Linked DNA regions of Homo sapiens: region 1 is linked to region 2. The links are chromatin contacts, found by Hi-C in ENCODE. All regions are on one chromosome and are shown on one strand. The core of a region is the stretch at or near the end of the contact, and the rest is flanking DNA. Distances in the headings are between cores, read along the strand shown. Region 1 holds the start of NEBL (nebulette). Region 2 holds the start of SKIDA1 (SKI/DACH domain containing 1).

What was found. Hi-C counts contacts between places; a loop is a spot of excess contacts on that map. Pooled maps may share reads with other maps.
Region 1: a map of cardiac septum shows a loop between it and region 2 (3-fold over the local background). The contact joins the promoter of NEBL here to the promoter of SKIDA1 in region 2. A Hi-C loop is called at or near these places in 2 of 168 maps with a recorded cell type or tissue (Right ventricle myocardium inferior and cardiac septum) and 6 of 50 pooled maps.

What each region holds. Positions count from the first base shown.
Region 1 is chr10:20,894,012-20,898,684 of GRCh38, forward strand. It overlaps NEBL (nebulette), which reads right to left and starts at 3,300. Exons shown (of 28, transcript NM_006393.3): 1 at 3,114-3,300; 2 at 2,947-3,018. The coding sequence starts at 3,194.
Region 2 is chr10:21,523,930-21,528,687 of GRCh38, forward strand. SKIDA1 (SKI/DACH domain containing 1) reads right to left here and starts at 1,753. Exons shown (of 4, transcript NM_207371.4): 1 at 1,618-1,753. RefSeq lists enhancers at 1,145-1,788, 1,789-2,432 and silencers at 2,088-2,507, 2,628-2,777, 3,223-3,342, 3,353-3,672, 3,532-3,690.

The sequences.
Region 1 (4,673 bases), core at 2,050-4,549, 630 kb before region 2:
CCTGCTCTACACGTGATCTAGACCGTCCACATCTGTACCACTCTGCACAGTTCTGATTATTACATATTGGTTATTAAGGATATATGAAAGCTGGAAGAAGTCCAAAGAGTAACAATTAGGCTGCACCATGAAGAGAAGTCCATGAAACCATCCCTCTCATCTACAGAAACGAAGCAGGGCCAGCCCGGTGGCTCACACCTGTAATCCCAGCACTCTGGGAGAACGATGCAGGAGAATCACTTAAAGCCAAGAGCTTGAGACCAGCCTGGGCAACATAGTGAGACTCCATCTCTACGAAAAAGAAAATGAAAATTAGCCAGGCATGGTAGCACACACCTGTAGTCCTAGCCACTTGGAAGGCTAAGGCTGGAGAATCACTTGAGCCCAGGAAATTGAGACTGCAGTGAGCTGCAGTCACATGACAGAACTCCAGCCTGGGCAACAGAGTGAGACTCTGTCCAGAAAAATAAAAAAGAAGAAGGAAGGAAGGAAAAAAAGGAAGAAAGAAAAGAAGAGAAAAAGGAAAAAAATCTAAAAATTAAATAAGTATCTTAGCAAGTATAGAATTCTATTCGGAAGCAAAATGTGAATGTGTATACAGATATAAATTAAGCCAGAATAGGCCGGGCATGGTGGCTCACGCCTGTAATCCCAGCACTTTGGGAGGCCGAGGCGGGCAGATCACGAGGTCTGGAGATCGAGTCCATCCTAACTAACACGGTGAAACCCCGTCTCTACTAAAAAAAAAAAAAAAAAAATACAAAAAAATTAGCCGGGCTTAGTGGCAGGCGCCTGTGGTCCCGGCTACTCGGGTGGCTGAGGCAGGAGAATGGCGTGAACCCAGGAGGCGGAGCTTGCAGTGAGCCGAGATCGTGCCACTGCCCTCCAGCCTGGGTGATAGAGCGAGACTCTGTCTAAAAAAAAAAAAAAAAAAAAAAATTAAGGCAGAATAATCATGTCCTAAATTTAAGTAGTACATTCTACCATGCCACAAAAATCTGTAATAAACAGAAAGTATGCCTATCTGTTTCATTTTACCTACGTGGGTGTGAAATGTATGGATTTAGCTTTTGCATAATGATAAAGGCCACCACCCCTCACAACATGTTGGTTTTAAAGTCACTGATAGACAATCTTATCCAAAACAACTCCAACCAAATCACCTACTAACTACAGTTACCACTTTAGTCCTGATGGTTTATGTAACACAAGTTAGCTCAGCTATAATTGCACTTCAATAAAAATATATCAAAGCTGGAAGAGGTTAGGAACTCAGGGTTTTAGTTGGTAGCATTACTACTAATAATAGTAACATAATAATAATAAGGCGAAGAACAACATTTCATGGAAATCTACAGGGAGAGATAACTTGGCAGTGTAAAGAGGGAGGCCTCTGTGTTCAACTATTACTGCCTCTGCTTAACTGTGTGACCCAGGCAAGGTACTGAACCTCTCTGTGCCTCTATCTCCTCGCTTCAGAAATGAGAAAAAGCCTAGCGCCTACCTCGCAAGCTGCAATCCCTGGCACACAATAGTCACTAAATCTTAACTGTTGCCAATAGTGTTATTGTTGTTGTTGTTGTCATTGTCACTTATTATTACTGCAATTTACAGAGAACTTTCACATACAATAGCTAATGACTATTAAGTAATAGCACAAAGAAATACTTAATTTAAAGGGTAATTACATCACATGTCAAGTATATGGGAAAGGGTATGATTTCCACCAGCATCCTTTGTGCTTGCCTTCTGGTTTGTCAGAAAGAGCCAGTCATATCTAAATTGTGATTGGATGGATGTAAAAGGAAGTAACAGACAGAGTAGTTAATAACAGCTAACATTTATGGAGTACTCACAATGTTCCAGATAGTTTATTCAGCATTTATATGCATTACCATTATTTAATCTTATTATAAATGTTACAGCTGAGGGATGGAGCCAAGCCAGGTTCCATAACCTTCCCAAGGTTACTGGGGAGTCAACCCAGGCAGGTTGACTTTGGAGGATGTGCCAGACCACTACCCTCCTGCCCAGGACTGACTTCCGTTAGAAAACAAACGTGCAAAACATTCTGATCATTTTGCTTATTATCAACAACAGAAACAACCAGTATTGTGCTCATCTCTCTAAATGAAGACACAGGCACATATTCACTTTACAGGAGTTACCCTTTCTCTGGACCAGCAATCCTCTTAGAACCGCTAATGAGGATCATCTAAATTCTCATCCCTGGTGAGCAACATTTTTCCTTGTACTTCTTGAATTCTAGCTTACATATTTAACATAAAATTATATGTTCAATCATTCAATAATTCTGGGATTCCCTTAAAGTGTAATATCAACCAATCCCAGTTACTAAAAAATGTCACAACAAAAATACCCCTTGCACTAATATCCTTGCACTAATATCAGGGTTCTTAGCAAGCAGGTCAGTAATCAACAAATCCTGAATTGTAAATAAATATTATATGCATATATATATATATATATATATATATATATATATGCATTTTCCTGTTCTGGAAGACAAGTCCATTCATTAGATTGTTCAGAAGGCCCCAAAATGTTAAAAAAATGACTATTCATTTAGATAGAGGGCCTCCCAAGACAAATTACATCATTATATTCATTTTAAAATCTTTGGGGGTTCTCAAATGGAATAAATACTGCAATTCAATGCCTTATGATTTCATGCCAGCGTGACAGCAAAACTCATAAGGGACAGGATTCTGGATTAAGAATGAGGAGACTTGCTCTAGCAGAAATTCTCTGTATAGGTGACCTTGGGGAAATCACTGAAAATTTCAGGACTTTGTTCCATGATCTGGAAAGTGACTGTGTTTTAAAAGGTGATTTCAGGGTTTCCCCCACAGCTCTATGACTCTATAACATAATAATACCACAGGTGCAATGCAAAATAAGACAAAAATTACTCCAGCCACTTACATCGCTAATGAGTTCCGTGCATTTTCTGGCCAATTCCATGCTTAAGTCTTCAATAACAGGCTTATAGAAGACCTATTTGAAAAAAAAGAAAAGAACAGAAAGAACATTTTTCTCATTGTCAATTTAGAGGAACAAACGCTGGTCTGAGTATGTGTTTTCTCACTCACCTGGTCTTCTTCATTTTCTTCTTCCCCTATCTTTTCTTCTTCAGTTTCATCTTTTATATCCTCAAATACAGGGACCCTCATTTTTACCCTTTAAAATATTTATATTTTTAAAATTTACTCATGTGGCGTCCTTTTCCATACCACAGTGCCCTTGAGATGCTGACGTCTCTGGTGCTCTGGCAGAAATGCCCTTGCCCAAGCCTCAGCCCTATTTAGCCCACACTTCACTCCTTATCTCAGTGGTGTGTGAGTGAACAGAAAAGGATCCCAGAGGTCTACCAGGCTGGCCTCACAAGTGGAAATAACATATTCTTAAGCAAAATTTGATTTTATGAACTTTTAAAGTCAACATTTTTTCCACTGGTTAAGAAATCCAAAAGAAAAAATTTATTTATCTTTTACTAATTCTATTCATTCATAAAAGAGCATAAAAAGGACTTAGAGATTCTGGGAAAACTACTCAGCTCTAACACTCAAGATAGCACAGTCCAAAGCCTGTTATCTCAAAGATTCCTTGTCTCTGTCTAAATAAAGCTTTCACTGGAATGTCAGACTTCCTTCTGACTTGGGGTAGTGAATCTGGATCATTCAAACTCATTTTGTCAACCTAAATTATATGTTTTATCAGACATACCAGTACTTCTCACATCCTAAAAAATACCCACTTTATATTAGCTGATTAGAGGCTACTTATTTATTATGAAAAGCCCTTTGAACCACTTCAAAGAATCTATTCTGAGTTAATTATGACTGTTAGTATTATACTGGCGAGTATGGTATTGTATTAATTGTAAACATCATTAAACATGAGAAGTTGCAGTTAACATATGTTGATACATAATTTAACAATTCTGGAAACATCGTTTCAAAAATCATCATCATCATCTTTGAATTCTGCAGTTCTACTCATCATGTCAATTTTTACAAAGTCATTGGTGATTTGCATTATTACTCAATGGGCACCCCACATTCAGAAAAGTTTGGAAAAATAAACCATCACAATATTTATAATGTAGTGTATGTCCTTGGTTACGTAAAACCAAGGTTAAAAAAAAATTTCTCAAAACAAATATTTTAATGTCAATTCAGGCAATTCCAAGACTCCCTACAACTCACAATTTATTAATCTGGTTATGTAAATCCTAGGGTAAATTAATTTTACCAAGTCATAGCACATTAGCATTGGGCATAAAAAATACCCTACACTGAATAGTAATACTGATGATACAAAATACAAATTTATTAAAAATAGTATGTCATTCTAAGTAGCCAAGCATAATTTTTTCTCTTGATATCATATCTAGTTTTCAATGTACTGTAAAAAAAAAATGCCTTGGCCTTACCTAAACTGAAAATCCTGACAAGAAAAACATTCTACACAGTCATCACGTATAAATTATTTCTGAAATTGTGTTCCATGAGGCAAAAGTTCCACAAAAGATTCTGGGGGAAAAAAGCAGGTTTCTTAAACAAATATGTTTGGGAAATCTGTACCCCAGTCTCTGTCCCTGCCACTTAGAGATCTACAAGGCATATTGACATACTAGAAGTTCTGAGAAG
Region 2 (4,758 bases), core at 503-3,002:
ATACACAAGTATCATTTCATATTCATGACATCAGCAAATCACATCATAATCAGATTTGAGCAAGGTTTGGACACTAAGACCCAAAAGACTGGACACTCAACACTGACAGTATCACATATTAACCAGAAAATTCGCTTTTTTGTTATGGAATCATAGGGTGAAAATTAAGTCTTTTAACTTTGAAAAGCTTACTTTTCACTTCTGAGGCCAATTTTTACACTAATAAATTTCAAGTAAACGTCTCTTTTAAAGTTGTTCCACAACATTTTAATTCAAACTTCTATTTCCTTTCTCAGTTGGGGTAGTGTTTTGTTTGTGTTTTAAAAAAACACATGGCACAACAAACGTTATGGAAAACGCACTCATTCCGTTAAATGCCGATACAAACCTGCCTTTTACTACATCTGTCTAAGCAGCGCATTGCTAAGTATAAACTTAAAAAAATTTTTTTTTCTCAAAGACATATCTATTATTTCTTGGCAAATACTATTTGGTGATGTGGTGCAAAAACACAATGGTAAAAAATTTCGGGGTATTTGTAAGTTTTCTGGAGAGTTGCAGGCCCCTTTCCTTTTGAAAGTTTAGAGCTCCAATACCCTCAATTCTACTGGCAGAATTAGGATGGACTTAGAGGGTCCTAAACGTGACCGATTCACTAAGGCGGGGGGGGGGGGGGGCTACAGCTTGCAGCAACGTGCTCTGCAACTTAATCCTACGCTAAAAGAGGGCAGAGAGCGAAAAAGAATGGAATACAAACTCTCCCGACATCCGTAGTTACTTTCAAGGTGGATTGTGTATTTTAAGGCTGATGGGAACGTCTGGTTTGTGGAGCAAAAAGAAGAGAAGGTAAGTGTTTGTCCTTGTATCCACCAGTTCGTAGAGAAACAATGAAAGAACAAAGGGAACCACTTCCCCATCTGAACATTTTCTGTATCTCCCTCCGTTTCAAGCCAAAAAGCTTGGGAAGGGATTCGCTTTACTCTACCTTAAGTAGTGGTTGCTGGCTTGTTGAACTAAGAATGAGAAAAAAGTTGAGAGGCAGATATAGACTAAATAATAATAAAAAAGGCTTGCTGTGGCGGATCTCCACCGCGCCAGTGTCAGCAACTTGCAGCAGAAGTTGCTCAATGCACGGAGGCAAAGCCCAAGAAATACCCTTTGCACACCAGATTTCGAACTCAGTCATTTAAATAGACTTTCTTGCTGTTTGAAGGGGTTTCTGCGCACAAAATGTGTAGGTAGTGGCTATGGGAGAGATGTACTATTTAGGTCGAAAAATGATCTCATGGCTATCTGGAAAAGAATTTTTAAAAAGGAAAGGGGATTCAAGTATCACGTTACTGTTTGCTAATAGAAGAAATGGCAGCACTGGCTGGGAAAGGAGAGGGATTCGTATTGAAATGCATTTGCTTTGGGGTACGCTGGTTATCCGCAAGTCTGGCTTTGTGGGTCTGCGTGGCTGAATAAGTGACCAAGTGCCTTCGGCATTATATAAACGGATCGATGTGTGCGGGAGTCCCCAAAGCCGTCGAGCACGTGAAACGCGACTTTTTACTGCCCTCCAAGCGGCGACCAAGCCCCGCTCCACCCCACCCCGCCTCAAAATCCGTATATTACCTGCCCTGTTACAGTGACACATGTTTATGTTTATAGTCCTGGTTTGTAGTAGTGTCAAGAACCGCAGCAAGAGGAAGGGGAGGAGAGAGGAGAGGGAGGAGTAAATTCAACCACCCCCACTTGTTGTTAAAGCAAATTTACTGCGTTATTGCAAGCTCAGGACGGGGGGCTGGGATGAGAGTTGAGAGGAAGGGTTGAGTTGGGAAGTGTGTTGGCGGTGGAAGGTGGGGGTGGGGTTAAGAGCTCCGCAATGGAGCTCCTCTCCCCAGCAGCCCAGGAAAAGCAGCTCGGTCAATAGGGGAGCATGCTGGCGCGGTCGAAAACAAAAAGGTTCCTCCTGCTCGCTGCGTTCACGTGGGGGGCTCTGCACGCGGGGCTCCAGGGCCGTGACCCCTGACCCCGGCTCCTCTCCGCGCTCTCCGGTGCCGCGCGGCCACTTTTTACCCAGGATCCCTCGCGCGGGCCGCGCTCGTGCCGAGCTGGAGTCCTTCCTAATCCTCCATTCCCGGCTCTCGCTCCCCGCCCCCGCCGCCAGCCCCGGGGGAGGATTCTCCGGCGGGGAACCCCCGCCCCACCCCCACCCCGACTGCCCCGGCGGAGTCGGCCGCAGCGAGTCCGCGCGGGGCGGGGAGGGCCGGGCCGGGCCTCCCCTACCGCGCCGGGCCTGCGAGGGAGGGGAGGGACGGGGAGCCGAGGGGAGGGGGCGCCGGCCTCCCGGCTCAGCTGCCCCACTGAGGCCTGGACCTGTTGACTGCGATTGGCCCGCCTCATCCCGCGCCCTCTCTCTGCTCGCAGCGGCCCCAGCCCTTCCGCGGCGTCGCGGGGAGGAAATGGGGATGGCTGTCCTCCTCTCCGCCTCCTTCTAACTTTCCTTTTTTTATTTGGGTGTGTTGGGGGGGGTGCTGAGAAAGCCCAGGCAACTCCACCGCCGCCCCATCCTGCCTCCGAAAGTCTCGTCACGCCCGACCCGCCGCCGCCCTCCCAGCCCCCATGACTTAAAACCGCCTCCCCTCCTCGCAGCGGCGCCCCGGCCCGGAGCCCGAGAGCCCTCGACGCCCCCGCCGCGCCTCCCCCGCCTGGCCTGGCCCAGCGGCGTCCCCAGCGAATTGTGTCGCTTTTCTGCCCTGGAAGCTCCCTCGGCCACGTTCCACTTTTTTTCCCAGTCCCAGGAGGCGTAAGATAAAACCTCTGATTTGCTGCGTGCTGCCGGGCACATTCTCTGCCCTCTCGTCCGAAGGACGAGTTTAAAATGGAGAGTTTAAAATAATAGCATTTACAGGAGGAAATAAAGAGCGAGGAGATGGTTCTTTGGCCGGTTTTAAGACATACATGCTTTTTTTTTCTTTTAATACAAGATGTCTTAAGGGTTAAAAGCGTTCTAGGGTTTGCTGTATTTCCTTCTAGATTTGGGGTTTCCTGAGGAAATCTTTTCCGGAGGGAAATAGCAAATCAACATTAAGATGGAAGCGAGACTTCTCAGCCACTTTTGGAAATGAAGGGGGAAATTGTAAAAATACATTCAGAAAAGGGCGCGAAGGCGGCGGCTGAGGGGAAGAAGCTGGAGTCTTGGGAGGAAGCGCAGTGGGTTGGAATCGGGGGAAGGAGGGCCCGCTAGGTCCGGGCGGGGAAGAAGGCGTGCGGGCGGCGGGGCGTGCGCCGGGCCGGGCAGCTGGAGGAAGGCGCGGCGGGACTGGCGAGCGCGAAGAGGCAGGCGGGGAAGGCCTCGGGGGGCGGGGGCCGGGCGCGGGGCCGGCGCGCCGGAGGAAGCGGGACCTGGCTCCTCGCGCCCGCCGGGCCGCCCCCATTGTTCTGCCCTAGCACCGCTGTTAGCCGAGCACGTCCTGACCGAGGGAGGGGCCCCGCGGGCCAACCCGACCCCCGTCGGCGCCTCCCCGGGCTCCTGAGCTCCGGCCGGGTCGGGTCGGGCCGGCGCGGCAAGTTTTGATGGTCAGACTCAGCCAGCGAGGGGTTCCCAGCTGAAGACCTCGGAGGAAGGAGCCTTTACAGCGTGCTGCGAAATTGAAGGAAGCCGGGCGAGCCTGCAACGCACACGTTATGAGAAAAAGGGAAAGCAACATAGATATGTTTATAAAGTGATAAATAGATAAGAGACACCCGTGGGCAGTTATTATTCTGGATCCGGAAAGTTACAGTAGATTATATAATATTTGAAATATCTTGAAAAGTATGGATTCAAAAATCCATTTAAAAAAAGGTTCAAAGGAATTCGGAAAAGCACGTTTCGCTATCCTTATTACTGATTACTCAGCTCTTCTTTGTACACAGAAAGTCTAGTTTTAAAAGGAAAGGCTGAGCTAGCCCTTTCAAAAACGGGCTTCCTTTAACGTGAAGTGCGTTTTCAAAATAGGGAATTTCAAAAGGGAAAAACGTTTAATTTGCTTTTAAGCCACGTTTTGGAAACAAATAATTGCAATCCACTTAATAAACTCTGTCTGTTTTCCTTTGTGAGGCATATGGAAGAAATATTTCTGGCCAACGTCACAGTTGTTTTTTTTTAAATGAAGATTTCCAACAAGTGCTTGCGAGTCTTGTCGACAAGACCAAAGTCATCGTGCGTGAAAGGCCAAGAAAAAATAATTTCAATCCTGTGGTCCAAACCTTACTAGGGCAAGAGAGTAATTTCGACTTAGGTTTATGATAGACTTTGCGGAAATTCCTTCTAAAATACTCATTAGTAGTCTGTGTGTTATGAAGCACTGTTTCCCAAGGTAGATTTTAAAAAACCAATTAGAATTGATCTTTAATGGAATATTATATTTACACGTCATCATGAAAACATCATTTGACAGAGTTTTGAATTACAAGAAAGGAGTTAACAGATGATGCTCATAAATAGCATCTGTTTGAAAAGACCCCTTAAGAGTCAGTTAAAGGTAGTGATTGTTGTATTTTTGCATTTGAAATGCTGTAGAAGTTGCTTGCATTTTAACACTTTCATTTTGCGGGTCTTCTTTCTAAACTTGCATTTCCTCATGGAAATCATTCAGTTATTTCGAGATATAGGGAGAAATTCTTATGTAAGATATCATTTGAGGCGTAACTATGGAAAGGTTTGAACAGAAAAAAAAATCGCTGTTGAAAATCAAGTATTTTCAATCTATTCATTCGTTCCACACTCAT